Regions from separate parts of the Mus musculus genome. Here region 2 is linked to region 1. Evidence: chromatin loops called from intact Hi-C (ENCODE). Cell type or tissue: left cerebral cortex. All regions are shown on one strand.

Evidence for each region. A loop is a pair of places that touch in the nucleus more often than their neighbours do. Peaks named below come from ENCODE experiments on the same cell type or tissue, not always from the same donor. Only the 100,000 strongest peaks of a DNase experiment are listed, where the experiment ranks them.
Region 2: it touches region 1 in a loop (2.2-fold over the local background); 4 of 42 quality-filtered maps call a loop at or near these places.

What each region holds. Positions count from the first base shown.
Region 1 is chr19:27,235,322-27,243,321 of GRCm38, reverse strand. It overlaps Vldlr (very low density lipoprotein receptor), which reads right to left. Exons shown (of 18, transcript NM_001161420.1): 4 at 6,960-7,082; 5 at 4,898-5,269; 6 at 4,690-4,812; 7 at 4,476-4,598; 8 at 3,581-3,700; 9 at 3,352-3,477; 10 at 2,685-2,856; 11 at 1,869-2,087; 12 at 139-257. The region is part of intron 3 of Gm35438 (a long non-coding RNA gene); the gene reads left to right. Among named protein-coding and RNA genes, the nearest start is that of Vldlr, 22 kb to the right of the region's middle. In left cerebral cortex, no CTCF peak of the experiment used is centred here; a DNase peak (open chromatin) is centred at 3,211.
Region 2 is chr19:27,392,329-27,400,328 of GRCm38, reverse strand. Pum3 (pumilio RNA-binding family member 3) reads left to right here. Exons shown (of 18, transcript NM_177474.5): 14 at 508-650; 15 at 1,225-1,447; 16 at 3,947-4,034; 17 at 6,001-6,091. Among named protein-coding and RNA genes, the nearest start is that of Pum3, 34 kb to the left of the region's middle. In left cerebral cortex, a CTCF peak has its summit at 4,711; no DNase peak of the experiment used is centred here.

The DNA.
Region 1 (8,000 bases):
CCATTTTTGTTTAGCTACTTTCTCCCCAAGTTTCTGCTATAGGTGGGACTAGAAGAATCATTTCAAATTTATATCGGGCATGCATTTAAAAATTATAAAGGTAGTTAACTAGTCAGTAACAGGGAAGGACATACATACCGAGTGTAATTCCATTAGGCCATTGGATGTCCTCCGTCACCAGAGGACGTCTATCAAATCCATTCATTCCTGCTTTTTCTATTTTAGCTGGCTCGCCCCAGTCTGACCAGTAAACAAAGCTGGGAAGAGTGAAATCAGAGAAGTGTCTTAATGGATTAGAAGGAATAAAGTTTTACCTTAGAACAAAAGCTTAAAGAATGATCAGGAAACCCTTAAGCTTGAGGCTCTTGAGATAAATGCTGATGCTTAAGACTCTAATTATGTTTTGAGTGAATTAAACTTAACAGTCGGAATTCACAAGGGTTGGAGACACAGCTCAGTGGTAGAACATTTGGCCCACCATGTGTGAGGCTCTAGGTCTACTCCTCAGGACTATCGGAGACAATAATATAATTTCCAAGTCATAGCCATGTTATTCTGCGTTGATCTGATATGTAACTATCAGTCCAAAGTACCATTTCCTTTTCAAAGGCACATTCTTTCAGAACCACGAAGGAGATGTTTTACTGTAAGCTCTATAAGAAGAGCTTGGGGATTATGTTCTAATGATATTCATAGGGACCAATTGTGATCACTGCAGTCAACTATCTAAGCAGCCTGCCTCAGTGAAACATTTTGACAAAAATCTGTTCCTCTCAATTGAACTTTCACGTAATCTGCATTTTTAAATAGAAGCCGTTGAGGGGACAGGGTTATGCAAATCCCATTTCCTGCAAGTCCTAGATTTGAGCACCCACAGCTAACTAACCCAGTAAAGTGTCTCTCTCTATCTATCTCTCTGTCTCTCCACCCTCTAACCCTCCCCCCAACACACACACACACACACACACACACACAGAGAGAGAGAGAGAGAGAGAGAGAGAGAGAGAGAGAGAGAGAGAGAGAGAGGGAGAGGGAGAGGGAGAGGGAGAGGGAGAGGGAGAGGGAGAGGGAGAGGGAGAGAGAGAGAGAAAGTTGGGTGGATAAAGGGTTCAGATATGGCTTTAGGTTTATGTATTACATGAAATCTACAGCATTGCTATTGCCACCAAACAGCTGGCTTAAGAAGGAGTGAGACTGGGAGGAGGGCCCATCACATACAAGAGCTGCCCAGGGAGGCTCCATATTTTGTCACTCACAGCATTATTTTCATTAGTACACATTCATTATGTATCATGATTGGTTTCAAGAGAATATTTTCATTCAAATTTATCAGGTACACAATGGAATTTTAGTTAGCCATAGAGAAGAAGAAGAAGAAGAAGAAGAAGAAGAAGAAGAAGAAGAAGAAGAAGAAGAAGAAGAAGAAGAAGAAGAAGAAGAAGAAGAAGAAGAAGAAGAAGAAGTAATTTTCAGGAAAATGGAGGCAACTGTAGGTGATCATATTAAGCACTGAAAGATGCCAACAAATTTATAGATCCTAGACTTTATAAAGATAAATTGTGTGTGTGTGTGTGTGTATGTGTGTGTGTGTGTGTGTGTGAGAGAGAGAGAGAGAGAGAGAGAGAGAGAGAGAGAGAGAGAGAGAGAGAGAGAGGAATAGAGACATGAGATCAGGGAAGAAAGAGAATTAATGGGGGGGGTGTAAAGGAGAAAGGGGGGCAGGCAATGAACACTGTCCTTGATGTCTTGAACCAGCTAATTCTGTTTCTGGGAATTCTTATGACAAGTGAGCTCTTTTTGAGAAAAGCTCTCAACCTCTGTGGCTTGCACCCAAAAAGGCTAAGTGAAGGAAAACATAGAATACAAACCCCGACAACGGATCCACAGCTATGGAGGCAGGCTCTCGCAAGTCAGAATTAAACAGGAACTTCCTCTTGGCTCCGTCTAGGGTAGCTACTGAAATAGTCTTAGAAGCCGCATCAGTCCAGTAGATGGTCTTGTACACCCAATCAACAGCAATGGCTGCAGGATTATAGACATTGTCGATCATTTTAAAATGTCTACCAACCTTGTCATCAATTGAGGCACTGAAACAGAATAGGTCACAAGAGATTTAAAAGTTGTCACCATTGGACCCTGCAAAATGGACTTTTCTGCTTACAAAATGTTTAAGGACTTTACTCTGAAAAGACTCTAGGAACCCCATCGCTCAGCACAGAAATTATTCAGCCATGTTGCTTGGGGATGGAAAATTAGTAATACTTTAGCTTATCTAGTTGTGGATATGAACTCTAGATACGAGCTCAAAGCCCAGCAAAATTTGAAAAGAGATATTCAACTCAGTAGCCATCATCTTGGGTCTACGGTGTCAACTGAGGGAAAGCTGCTGCTATCATTTCTGTTTGTAGCAAGACAATTCAGTTCACAACCACAAAAGGGGAGAAATTCTGATGTCATATTCAGGCATAGGCACCTTTTACATCATGATCAATGATTATCAAGGTAACTTCTGGTGATCATTTAATAGCTAAAAATAAATCAGTGTTGAATTTAAAACTCCTAGCTAAGTAGATGGTAGATAGGAGTCACAGACAAGAGAAGACCCATGCATACTCCAATCCTTTCCACAGACCTAATGACAGTGACGTAGATTCCCAGACATCAGGGGTGCAAGTGGAAGTTACCTGAAGATGGCCTTCTGGCTGAGATCAGCCCAAAACAGCTTCTGAGCTGCAATGTCCGCATCGAGAGCCACCGTGTTCCTTAGTTGCTCTACAAGTTGGATGTATTCCTTTCTCTCTAGGCCAATCTTCCTGATGTCTCTTCGATTAGTGAAGATCAGACTCGGCTCTTTGCCTGCAAGACATAAGCCAGGTTGATTTAGTTTTGCTCGAAGGCAAGATCCTCTAAGTCATCTCCTCTCCACAGAGGACCACTTGTAAAGATACTGCTGAACATCTCAGTAGTATCCAGCCTGGATTTCCAGGCACCCCTCCCCTCCCCTAGGACCTGCAAGTATTTCCACCCTGTTTAGGAAGGCAGTCTTGGGGTTACAGCATCCGAAAGTAGGGTGGCTGATAAACAAGTTACTTGTTTGAATTGTGCTCAGTTTTAGAAGCAGAAAGGAAGAAACTACGGTGACTATTCACAGTATCCTATGCAAAAGGAAGGACCAAGGCAGATGTGTGGGAAGATGGTTTATTTTCAGCTATCCTGCTGCACTCAGAGTTTAATAGCATTGCTCTGGGGTGTGACTTTATGTGTAGGTTGACTGCTGCAGTCACCAACTGTACCTTTTAGAATCACTAACTCAAAAAGGTACCAGAGCAACACCAGCCCAAGTCTATTTACCTACTGCCTTGCACACGCCAGTGGCAAGATCCATTTGATAGCCACGACTACATTCACACTTGTAACCGCCTTTTAAGTTGATACAAATTTGACTGCAGATCCCCGGGTTTTGGCATTCATCAATATCTAGGAGGGAAATTAGAATTAGTCTTGTTCTTCCTATGCCTCACTAGATGTATGTTGCCCTTTCCCGTGTCCGCCAGGGGCCAGGCTCTTTGCTTCAACTCACCTCCACAGGTTTTCCTATCTATCAGTTCAAACCCAGCTGCACAATCACACTCATAACCTATAACTAGGTCTTTGCAGATATGGGAACAGCCACCATTATTGACCAGGCATTCGTTGATATCTGGAATAAAAGGGTAGCAGAGTCATCTGATAGCTTATTTATTTGCTTTGAATACAATGTTTTAGATTTATTCTTTGAGACTTCCACATACAGATACAATGTATTTTGATCATATCCAACATGACACTCCACCCAACTCTCTGAAGATGCTGCACAAACATCTCCCTCCCAATTTCCTAGTGGTCATTTTGTTTTCTGTTTTATAAACCCAGAGTCCAAATTAGTATGACATCTTATTCTTTTGTTTTGCTTTTGTTTGTTTGTTTGTTCGTTTTGTTTTTTGAGACAGAGTTTCTCTGTATAGCCCTGGCTGTCCTGGAACTCACTCTGTAGACCAGGCTGGCCTCGAACTCAGAAATCCGCCTGCCTCTGCCTCCCAAGTGCTGGGATTAAAGGCATGCACCACCACCGCCTGGCGACATCTTATTCTTAATTGATAGTTGTCTTATTCACATTCAGTCTCCGGCTATTGGTGATGGCCTTTCAAAGATTTTATTATGTGTTTGGGAGATATACATTTCAGGCTGGATGGTAGTTAGTTATTAAGGATTTACTCAAGTTTTGCTATGACTTTTAGCTATCTTAAGGGGTTTCTCAACCCTGAGTTAGTTTGTCATGGGCTAAAATTCCACTTTGAAATACTTTATCTTCAAGCTTAACTATTAAAAATTAGCTCATTCTGAGTTCAACAGAGAACTAAGCTGTGTCCAAAACAGCATTAGGGCTGAATGGAACCTCTCAGCTCTGGCCCCGAGCAAGCCTCCCTCTCACTTACGGCATTCCTTCAGGGGCTCGTCACTCCAGTCTCTGCAGTCTTGTTCCTGGTCACATACTTTGCTCATGTCTATGCATTCCCCGCTTCTGCACTTGAACTTTCCAGGGCCCAGGCACTGATTGACTATAAATTCAAACACAGGAGAAAAGTTCCACTGCTGTTCTGACAGGAGTAGCCAATAGCCTAACCAAACACAATGGAGAAAGAACCTCACCGTTTTTGCAGTTGACTTCATCAGAGCCATCAACACAGTCTCGGATGCCATTGCATTGCCTGCTGCCGTGGATACAGCTACCATCTTCACATTCAAACTGGTCAGGTCGGCAGGTTCGAGAAGCTACGAAAGAAGGTAACAATGATGGAATGAAGTCAGCCAAATGGCTTCCGGTTGGCGCATGGAATTGAACTGGAAAGTTACTTACGGCAGTTGACCTCATCGCTGCCGTCCTTGCAGTCAGGGTCTCCGTCACACCGCCATTTTTTGTGAATGCACTCGCCAGAGCCACACTGGATCTCACTGGTAGGACATTTGGTATGTATCACAGGCTGACGGCCACACTGCTCAAGAGACTCGTCTGATTGGTCTGAACAGTCTGCGTCATCATCACACACCCAGCTGAGGGGAATGCAGGAAGAGGTGCTGCACTGGAACTCGTGGGCTCCGCAGGTTGGTGGAGCACAGTCCAGCTCATCACTGCCATCGTCACAGTCATCCTGGCCATTGCACACAAAGTTTCTGGAGACGCAGCGGCCACTGGAGCAAGTGAACTCATCTGCACTACATGTTATGTTGCCTGTTAGAGGGAGGATGCCCATTGAAAGTACATCAGCACTTATAAAAAAACAAACATACAAACAAAAAGACAACATACAAGCCTCTCATCACCAAATCAAATATATTCATCTTCGATGAGTAACTTTAGCTTTCTAATTGTAAAGCTACAGTGCTGTTATATTGAGAACGAGTTTCTGAAATATGACAAAACAGTTTCACAGTATAAAATAAGATGCAGCCATACTATGTGTAAGAGCAGAAATAAAGGACCAAGAAAACAGTAGAAGGCTCGAAACTAATTCGAGATGAGACCCACAACTGACACTTAAAGGGACAGTGTTCAAAAGCTTAAGCTGGCCTTGGGTATTTCATTTTGGAAGGCAGCGTTTATACCTAGACCAACCTATTGCATGTCAGCTGAAGTCATATCACTAGCTGAGAATATACATCAGCTATATGGGCAAGGTATAATGGAAAATAAGGCACTCTCCAAAAAGAAACAAACCAAAGAACACTCTACATGGTTCCTTCCTTTTGAGTCTTTTAAATAAACATTAGGAATACCAACTTAATAATTTTTATTTTTTATTTTTAGGAAATGTTCCTGCTAGGACTAGAATCATAGCCTAGCAACCCCGCATGCTATTGATGACAAGGTATTCACAGTAGCCAGTTTAGATTTTGATTTAAATTCCTGCCAAACATACCAAGGTTATAATTTGGTGGTAATTGGACAGGAGACCACAACTCTCTTGGGAAGCAAAGTGTAGATTTTCGAGGGAAAATGTATGGCAGCTCCAGGGCTCACCATGGCAAAGTATGAAGCTCAGGTCTGTGACTGAACGTGAAACTCCTTGGACTAGGTGCAGTGGTATTACAATCACAAAATGACTTGAACCTGCCAGACTAGTGTTTGACCTGCAAGGACCCTGAGCTCCCTTGGATACTACTGCAGCCTGTCCTCATTAAACTCATCAAACTCAGGTTATAGGGGGGGGGTCTTAAAGGGGTAGTAGTTTGAAAGAAGTCAGGGTCATGTTTATTTAACCCGCAGATTTTCTCCAGGGCCTCGCCTTTAACATGGAACACTTGATTCTAGACTTTCCAAGAATATAAGCATGAAAGAATAGGAAACAGCACTAGCATTCAGAGATAGGCATCGTAATAGAACACAAAGGTCAGGTAGGCTTTGTATTTGCTGGCAACATGATAGGTCATGTTTCTCAGCTAACTTAGCCATAGATTCCAGTTGGTGGAAATGTTTGTCTCATACTCATGTACCTTATTCCAAGAAGCTAATCTAACTAAACCTAGGAATGTGTCTGTTGGTCCCATCACTTTCTAGTTTTATTGAGCCACTGTAAGAAAGGCCCATGAGTTACTGTCATAAAAGACAAAAGCCCACATCGCTGCAACCTTACTAGGCTGTGCTAAATGTACTATGCTGAACTATGCTGAATGTAAGCACCAAGATGACTTCTCTGATTGCTTCTATCTGCCTGGAAGACATACCAGGCAATGGCCAATCAGCAGGAAAAGGCCTTTCACAGTTTTATGGTGGTTAGGAAGGACAAATATTGAGCAGACAGCAAAGCCACTGCAAAGTGGGTCAGCGGCACTGGGTCTTCAGGCTTAAGTTAGCATCCCTTGCCTGCCTTTCTTTAGGAAAAGGGTCTCTGGGATATGCCACTGCACACTGGTCTTCTTACCACAGTTTTCTTCATCTTCTCCATTGTCACAATCATTTTCACCATCGCATCTCCAGGACACGGGGATACACTGAGTAGAACGGGCGCCACAGCTGATTTCATTTATGCGGCATGTTCTCATATCTGTTGATGACATACAGTCTCAAAAGAGCCTCCAAACTGGTCAGTGCAAAGTTGCTGCTCCCGTGCTGCCTGGAAGTGCAACACCTGGGGCTCAGTGGTCAGGTACACAGGCACACTGGGTAGTGGAAGCCAGGCAGATCCTTCGCCAGCTCCGTCCTTAGAAGCTACGCCAAGCAAGGCCACCTGGCAGCGTACCTGAGAACCTTGACTGGGTTACTCTTTCAAGGTTCTGCCGCACGCTTAGTTCTGGCTTTTGTTTTACTTGGCACGGTTAAGTTGATTTGTTAGCCTACTCCTAGTCCCTTACTTATGTTTGGATATCAGTGGGCATACCAGATATTGTCACCTAATCCTGATTCCATTAAAGGTCAGATGCGTTACCTCTAGGACACCTACTATGGAACAGTTTCCTTCCTAAGTCCCCTTTTCACATCTTTCATTGTATCCATAAAGCAGGGATATGCCTTGACTATTGATTTTTACCATGTCATTCACCACTGAAACATGGGGCTGAAGATTCTGTCTAGGACCCTAACTCATTGACAAAACAGTTCACTTCTTTGCTAGACAATGAAAGTCCAACCTTAGGTATTTTCATAATCATACCCTAAACCTAAACTTGGATTATGTCAATCCTATTTATTCTGTGTGAGCAGGCCTCTACTGCAGTGAATCATCAGACTTGCCCTCATCTTAGCCTCCAAATGATCCCAGTGTGATTCCAACACACCTTTCTCTGGGGCTTTGAAACTTGCTCTTGAATATCAGCCTATGAGAAGAGAAATTATTTGTACCTTCATGAAGTTTTTCTTACTCAGTAACAAACTCTATGGCCCCTGCTTTTGGTTACACATTTGTTTAAAAAAAAACCAAATTATCCTATTACTAATCATCTTCCTGTTTTAATAATAGCATATT
Region 2 (8,000 bases), 160 kb before region 1:
CCTGTGTGTATTTTTTACTGCAGTAAACAGCCTTCTTTTGCTATGAATAAGCAACCTAGCTAAGCCTTCATACTCTTTGTGATTAGCAGAGCAGCTTCCTGTCTCCTGGCTCAGCAGGGAGGTTCTGAGGTCCGTGCTTCATCAAGGCTCATGCTACATTAAGTCTCCTGCAGATTGACTGTCCACTCAGATCGCAGTAGGTGCTGTCCTTAGTAATAGCGGCCTGACCCATACTCACAATGAGTGGAGGTAGCTCTTCTAACTTTAAAAAGTCCTTGGGTTTGATCAGTTAGTTCAAACAGATTGTTCAATAATGGCCACCACAGCAGAGAATGAACAGTTCTGAAAGTAATTCTTTGTGCTTTGATAAGACATGTCAGAATTGACGTCACAAGTGATGTGAGTGGAGTGAGGAAAATACCCAGGGTGTGTTCTTCATCCCCATCAAATCTCAGCGGAACTCTGGGAATATAATAAACAGTGGACGTTTTTGTTTCCATTATCTAGGAAATCATCAGTTCCTTGCCCAGCATAGTTAATGACAAATACGGAAGGAAAGTCCTCTTGTACTTGATGAGCCCCAGAGACCCCGCCCACACGGTGCCCGAGCTCATCGAGCTTCTGCAGAAGGGTGATGGCAACGCGCACAGGTGAAGGCCAGCTCATGACTCCAAGAAATCCTCTAGATGCCTCCCTCTCTCCCTCCATTTCCCTAAGACTTCTTAGTGAATTCCATAGTCTCAAGAGCTTACTTTGAAGGAAATGGCAGTATCTGGCTGAAAGAACACAGCTGAACCTGGCACACAGTAGGCATTCAAGTGAATAGTTTGCTTTTTGTTTTACTTTACTTTCAGAGTTGTCAGTATCTTATACTTAAATGTCCTGAGAGCATCTATAAAGTACTCTGAACACGTCCTGTCTCACATGATGACTTGCCACTACTTGGTTGAAGATTGGCAGGATTGGGAATGGTTGGTTACTCGTTTGTGACTGTGGTGTAGAAAGCAGCTTCCTTTATTGAAGTCTTGCTCCATGCCAGATAGTGTTCAGATCCTGGGGATGGAAAGATGACACCTAGTCTGCCCTTGACTCACTCACTGTCCACATGCTCGGCAGGACTGACAGTTACAGGAGATAGTGCCCTGGGTTATGATAAGCTCCTGGAGGTTTGTGATAACAAGACTGGTCACTTAGCTTACCACCTCACTCAACATATTCCGACAGCAAGAAGGACACTGCAATCCGCCGGCGTGAGCTCTTGGAGTCCATCTCTCCAGCTTTGCTGAGCTACCTGCAAGGACACACTCAAGAGGTGGTGCTGGATAAGTCTGCATGTGTGCTGGTGTCTGACATGCTGGGATCTGCTACTGGAGATGTTCAGCCTGCTATGGATGCCATCGCCAGTTTGGCAGCAGCAGAACTGCATCCTGGTGGCAAGGACGGAGAGGTGATGTACTGTGATTATAGTAGGAGAGCCCCAGGGCCTATAGTATCTCCAGATGTGGATTCTGCAGAGGGTCAACAGTCATGCCAGTAGTACATTTAAAAACGGTAACTCAGAGTGCCGGTGGTAGCACTTGTCTTCCCCAGAATGCAGAGATCCTGTAGTGCCTACAGACATGTGCTATGACTTATGGTTATCTGTGATTGCCCCTTCACTACCTTTCCAGAGTAGTCCATGCTTGCTGTGGCAGCTGCTTCCTGTGGTGTGAAGTGCTGTTTGTCCTGTGCTCCATCCATTCAAAGCCTAATGCATTCCAGTGCCCATAGTTCTCCTTGAAGTCTTCCCTAATTTTGTTTGACTCATTAAAAAAGACTCACTCAGCCGGGTGCATAACCACAAACCTAGGCTTTAGACTTGAGAGATTGAGGTAGGAGAAATAGGAGTTCAAGGTCATTCTCCTACACATGAAGTGGAGGGCCTGACTGAGCTGGGTGAGGCTGTCTCAGACAGAACAGTTGTTCCTTCTTGTTTGTAGTTACATGGGCATGGTGTGATTCTACGTTGCATCTGAAGTTCACTGATTGTGTGTGCCTTGTTAGTGCTGTACCGCAGGCAACACCGTCCTCTGCTGCACCCCAAAGCTTTCGGAAGACATGCAATTTAAGGAAAGTAATTATTTAAGTTAACATAGAAACAAAAACTGAAGGACAACTGTGGATTCTAAGGGGTTGTATAAGAACAGCATGTCCCCAGGTAGCCTTCCTGGAATTGGAAAAGGCTACACTGGGCCCTGAAGGGTTAGCAGCTCAGTCAAGAATGGTGGAGAAGAGCGTGGGCTGCAGGGAGCCATACCGCAGCTCTGAGGAGGGGAGCATTGGGAGCTCAAGACTCGTGTTTGCAAATCAGCCGGCCACAAGCAGAAGGCAGGGGCCGCCGATCGATCGGACTGCCTTTGTCCTGTGCTGCCTTGTAAGACCCGGGAGCTCTGAACTAGCAGCTGGTTACAGGCAACCACCAATTTTATTTTATTTTATTTATTTATTTATTTGGATCTTTGACCTCTACTGTCAGTTAGTCTCACAAAAGCCTTTATGTGCTAAATAGAATAGCCTTTCATTATGATCGCTGGCATTGCTCAAGGATATAAAATAAGCTGTTCAAGTTAAGCCTTTCATTCATTAATCGAAAAGGCAATAAATCTGTCAGGAATGCTTAAAGAGATACTCGATAGATGAAATGACAGTCCCTGCCCTTCGAGTTTGGAATCCATTGGACAGAAGTGTACGTGTCACTTTTATGCACACCTTTATGTTAGCTGAATGCTAACAGCTGCATTTTAGTTCCGTCCAAGGGACTTTAAACTAGTGATGTAGTTCTGGTGACAGTAAACTACACATAATGGAATGCCTTGTGGTAGCAGCACTGAGTCGTCACAGTACAAAGGCTGTGTGCTGCACAGGGCAGTCAGCCTCCCCTGTTGGGCTCCTTTGCCCTGCCCTCTTTCCCTGTGTGTTCTAGTTCAGGCCAGCTTCCATAGCCGCAGCACTTGCTCACATCAGGCTCTCAGGCAGGAAGGAAAGCAAGAGCAAGGAGGCCTTTTCTTGTCAGGGAAGACCATCTCTAGCCAGGCTTTCCTGCCATGTCATTAGCGAAAATTGGTCTGAGGCACACCTGCGTCCACACCAGTCTAGCAAGAGTGACTGGATGGCGAGGGTTACTTAAAGCCTTGAGGATGTAGCCCCGGAGACCACAGTGGAGCCTTTAGAGGAAACAAGTTGGGGCTACCTGTTGAGTAAGTAGTTAGAATCTTTTTCACAGCACAGTTATTCATTCCATGTCTAATTCCCTTTAGCCATGGGTCTAGTCTGGCACTCAGCAGTGTTAATCCCCACCCGCACTTGATTCTGGTATTGAGTGTCTGATGTCTGACATGTGGCATGCTTTTGACAACGTGGATTGGAAGAGACAAGTGGACTGTCAGCTGAAGCTCAGACCCCTGCCTTCCTGGAGCAGACAGATGAATGTGATGAAATACTGCTCTCTATGGAAATAGTGCTCATTGGTTCTCATCCTAAATGAAGGGAGACCACTGTTACTGTGGGAACAGTTGGTAGGGCCAGCAAGCAAGCTGCAGAATGTTTTCTTGGCCTGCTGATTAGGTCACTGTAGAGAATAATATTTAAACGCCATGTAGCATTCTCCCCAGAGATTTCTTTGTATCTTAGAACAATGTTGCCATGGGAAGAGTGGACAGATTACCTGATTTTTTAGATGAGCATTGTATGTTGCTATTCAAACAAACTAATTTCTGCACTACCTTGTAGGGGCTATGATCTTCTACTTTGCTGCTTGTTGCACCCTAGGTATATGATGGGCATCCTGGGTTAAGATTTCTTAAAACTGAAACGTAACCACATCTGTGTCTACACGTGGGGTAAAGATAGGCTCAGGGACCAGAGATATTTACTAGCTTCTGCAATAACGTGTCGGGTTCTCTTGTAGCTTCATGTTGCTGAGCATCCTGCAGGACATCTGGTTCTCAAATGGTTACTAGAGCAAGATAAAAAGATGAAAGAAAGCGGAAAGGAAGGTAGGCTGTGCAGCTTATCTTTTGTGTGTGTGTTACATGGAGTTTTTGCATTCCTTGACTTTATACTGACCATTTAGGTTCAGGTACTATTTGCCAAGTATGTGGAAATCGTGCCTGTGAATAAGTAAGTAATGATTAAATGTCAAGGGCTGGCTACAGCTCACTAGTAGACTGCTTGCCTACCATGCAAATACCATGAGCTGTTACGGTGGCTGGAAAAGCTTTGAGCTGAGGTCATGGATTTGTTTTTGGAGACAGTTTCCAGTGGAGGGCGGAGGGTGGTACTGTCACATAAAGACCTGGGACTGGTTTCTGCCGCAATTTCATTATTGGAAACATTGATGCTCTGTTTAGGTGAGTTTGACAAGTTACCAATTTCCAAACATTTTTCTAATGATTTTTTTATAATTAAGACACCAAAAGCCCTAAACCATGGCTGGTGGGCTTGGAGTGGTTGTTGTTTCAAGCACGAATAAGTGTCTGTTATCCGGGTTATGTATTGCTGTGTGACAAGCTCCCTCGGCTTAGTGGTTCACTGAGCAGGATTTCGGCTTTAGTGGAGCTTGTTTCTCCCTACCTCTCAAGGCTCCTTGTTGGGCACTGGAGTTTACACAGTGTTGCTGGCCCAGCCACAGGGCTGCCAGTGTTAGCTGCACTTCCTCATCCTACCACAGGGCCGCCAGTGTTAGCCGCACTTCCTCGTCCTAGACTGCTTGGGCCTGCACACATCATGGTGGTTAATTGTTTTTTATTTATTTTTATTCTTTTATTTATGGCATGTATGTGTATGACTATGGACATAGCATGTCGTGGCACATGTGTAGAGTGCAGAGGACAGCTTCAGTTGTCAGTGTACCTTGTTTGAGACAGAGCTTGTCTTTTGTGATCTGTCACTCCATATGCTGGGCTAGCTGGCCCCTGTGCTCCTAGGGGCCCTGTTTCCACATCTCATCCCACCTGGGAATATTAGGTATATAATAATAACAAGCTCCAGCCATACATAGTTTCTAGGAGTCTGAGTTGAGGTCCTCAGCCCCGGGTGTTGGTGCTTAGATTGAGCGTCCCAAGGAAACAGCCCACGTATGCTTAGGCCTCAGGATTAGTCCTTAGATGTCATCTCATCTCACTTCTACCCTGTTCTGTTGGTCCAGGCAATGAGACCACCCAGATTCAACAGAAGACTTAGATTCTACCCTTAATGGGGGACTGGCAGCATCTAGAAATGCACACCATGGAGAACATGTTGTTTTTATCACCTTTGGAAAGCAAACAGCCTCACTAGCTGTCCTTGTTTACCACAAGAGCTAAGTGTGCTCCATGCGTGTCTTTGAATTATTATATGTACACAGTACCTACGTGAGATTGTTGCCATCAGCATAGGTCACCCTTTCCTTCCCAAACCCCAGTCACTGGCTGAGAATGAGCTGCACCTAGAGGGTACAGGGAACAACAGGCTAAGGCCTTGGAAAGAGAGTTACAGATGAACGGTGTTTGGGATGGAGGAATCACATAGCCTGAAACCCATGGCAGTCTTCTTGCCTCAGCCTCCAGAGCTGGGACAACAGGCTATGGTGGCTACGAAATCATTGTAGAAAGAAATTGCCACGAGTAAGCCAAAATGTTCATTCTTTAGTCACTAGCCATGTTACTGGTCCCTTCTAGTTAATTTTTTTTTTCTGTAGGAACTAATTTTGGCTACAGGTAAAGTGATATTGTCAAACATTTACTTGCTGGTCAAGGTTAAATCATTAAATATTACAAAAGTACAGATGTGATCAAATAAGCTTTTTAAAAATAATTTGTTTTTCTTGGGTAATTATTGCTAAAAGATAGTTTAGAAGTTGCATCAGAGTTAAGAAACTTGGCTTTATTAACACAGTGCTCGATCTATACTAGAATTTTAGTGTTTATATTAACTTAAGGGGATATGCATGTGGCGCCCACTAAGTATCAGTCTACTTTGCAGGTTGTTTTGCAAAAACCCTTGTAGAGCGTGTTGGTATGAAGAACCTCAAGTCCTGGGCCAGCATCAACCGAGGTGCCATTATTCTTTCCAGGTTGGTAGCTGTGTCATGCAACACACACAGACACTTATTTCATTTCTTTCTTTTTCTCGAGTTTATTCCCAATAATGTGGGATTACTCCATCACTCTTAGTCTAGACAAATATGAAAAAGTACTTGTAGAGGCGGTGAGACAAAGGCATTTGCCAGTAAGCTTGACTACCAGAGTTGCATCTCCAGGCCCCACATGATACAAAGAGAGAACTAACTCCTCCTGCAAGTTGTCCTCTTACCCATACTCTCAGGCTGAGGCAAGGAGCTTTGTGTGCTCGCACAAAAAACAGTAAACAGATGCGACTTAAACTTTTCTTTCTTTTTTTAAAGATTTATTTATTTTATGTAAGTACACTATAGCTGTCATCAGGCACACCAGAAGAGGGTGTCAGATCTCATTACGGGTGGTTGTGAGCCACCATGTGGTTGCTGGGATTTGAACTCAGGACCTTTGGAAGAGCAGTCAGTGCTCTTACCCACTGAGCCATCTCGCCAGCCCTAAACTTTTCTTTAAGCAAATACAGCTCTTCAGTCCTCAGATTTAAGTGTCATCTTTGGGTGTCAGGGGTCACAGAAATTTATGTTTACAGTTTTACTACATTTGTAGATTTGACCAAAATGTAGTTATATTTTTTTCTTAATGAGTAAGATGCATGCCTGTGGAAACTGTCACAGAGCTGTTTAAGCCAAGCCTAACTTTATAGTTTATTTTGTTGTCTTTAGTGATTTCCAGATTGATAGAGATTTGTTAAAGTACAAGAAGTTGATGATATGGAAATGGAGGCCAAGTTATAGACTGCTCTCTGGAATTGGTTATGTTGAGTTTATAATGTATGGATCATTGTTTAAAATGTTCATTTTATAATATCTGTGTGCTGTTACTGGTTTTCTGCTGTGTTGCTATCCTGGTTTGCTTCTCATTTATACAAAACTAGCCAAGATCAGCCTTGGGGAGCTTATTTTATCTTAGAACTCCTGGATCAGAATCCATCACTGAGCAAAGCCAAGGCAAAGTTTAAGGCATGGGCTGAGACTGTGGGCAGATGCCGATTCCTTGCTAGTTTGCTCCCAGGTTCACCTGCAGCTGCTTTTCTTGCCTGGACTAAGACCACCTACTGGGGATGGCACTTGTCACAGTTTGCTGGGGATGGCACTTGTCACAGTTTGCTGAGCCCTCCTACATCAATTAACAAGAAAGCGACCCATGGCCAGTCTGTTGGAGGCAATTCTTCATTTGAGATTTCCTTTTCAAGTTGACAATACTAGCCAGCACATGTACCGACAGTGAGAAGCTTTTTTTTTTTACCGGTTTGAAGCTTCCACCTTATATGTGGAACTTGCTGTCTAGCCTTACTGTAACTTGTAAACTAGGCTCAGTATTCTAGTATATGATTTGATCTACTGTAGATACATGAGAATTCATTTTTAAACCAGTCATTTTATTTGATTGTATGTTATTACATGTATATTCAGCTGTCTGTTTCTTAGTAAAATGAGTTAATATTTGAGGGGATGTTAAGGAGTCAGAACCCATTAGCTGCAACAGGAACTTTTTTGACTTGCATTTCCTTACCAGGCCTTTGGAATGTTAACGCCTACTGACACATGCTTTCATTCTGCCCAACCAAGTGGAAATTTCAGTGATGCTATGAAATTAATGGGTAAAGTTTGCTTATCAGTCAGCACTCCCTTGGGTAGATCAGACATACGAATGATCCAGTGTGCTTCTTGTGGAGCTTTGCCTGGAACTATATGGAGATACATAGTGTTTAAGGTTCTAAACAGAAGTTCAACTGTTGTGTGGCTTCAAAGGTAGTCTTCATGTTTGCTGGACAGTTGAGTAGAATTTGTTTGCCAAATTTCCCTGCCTGTTTACATTTTAGTTAGAATTTGTGTTTTCTTTTGGGAC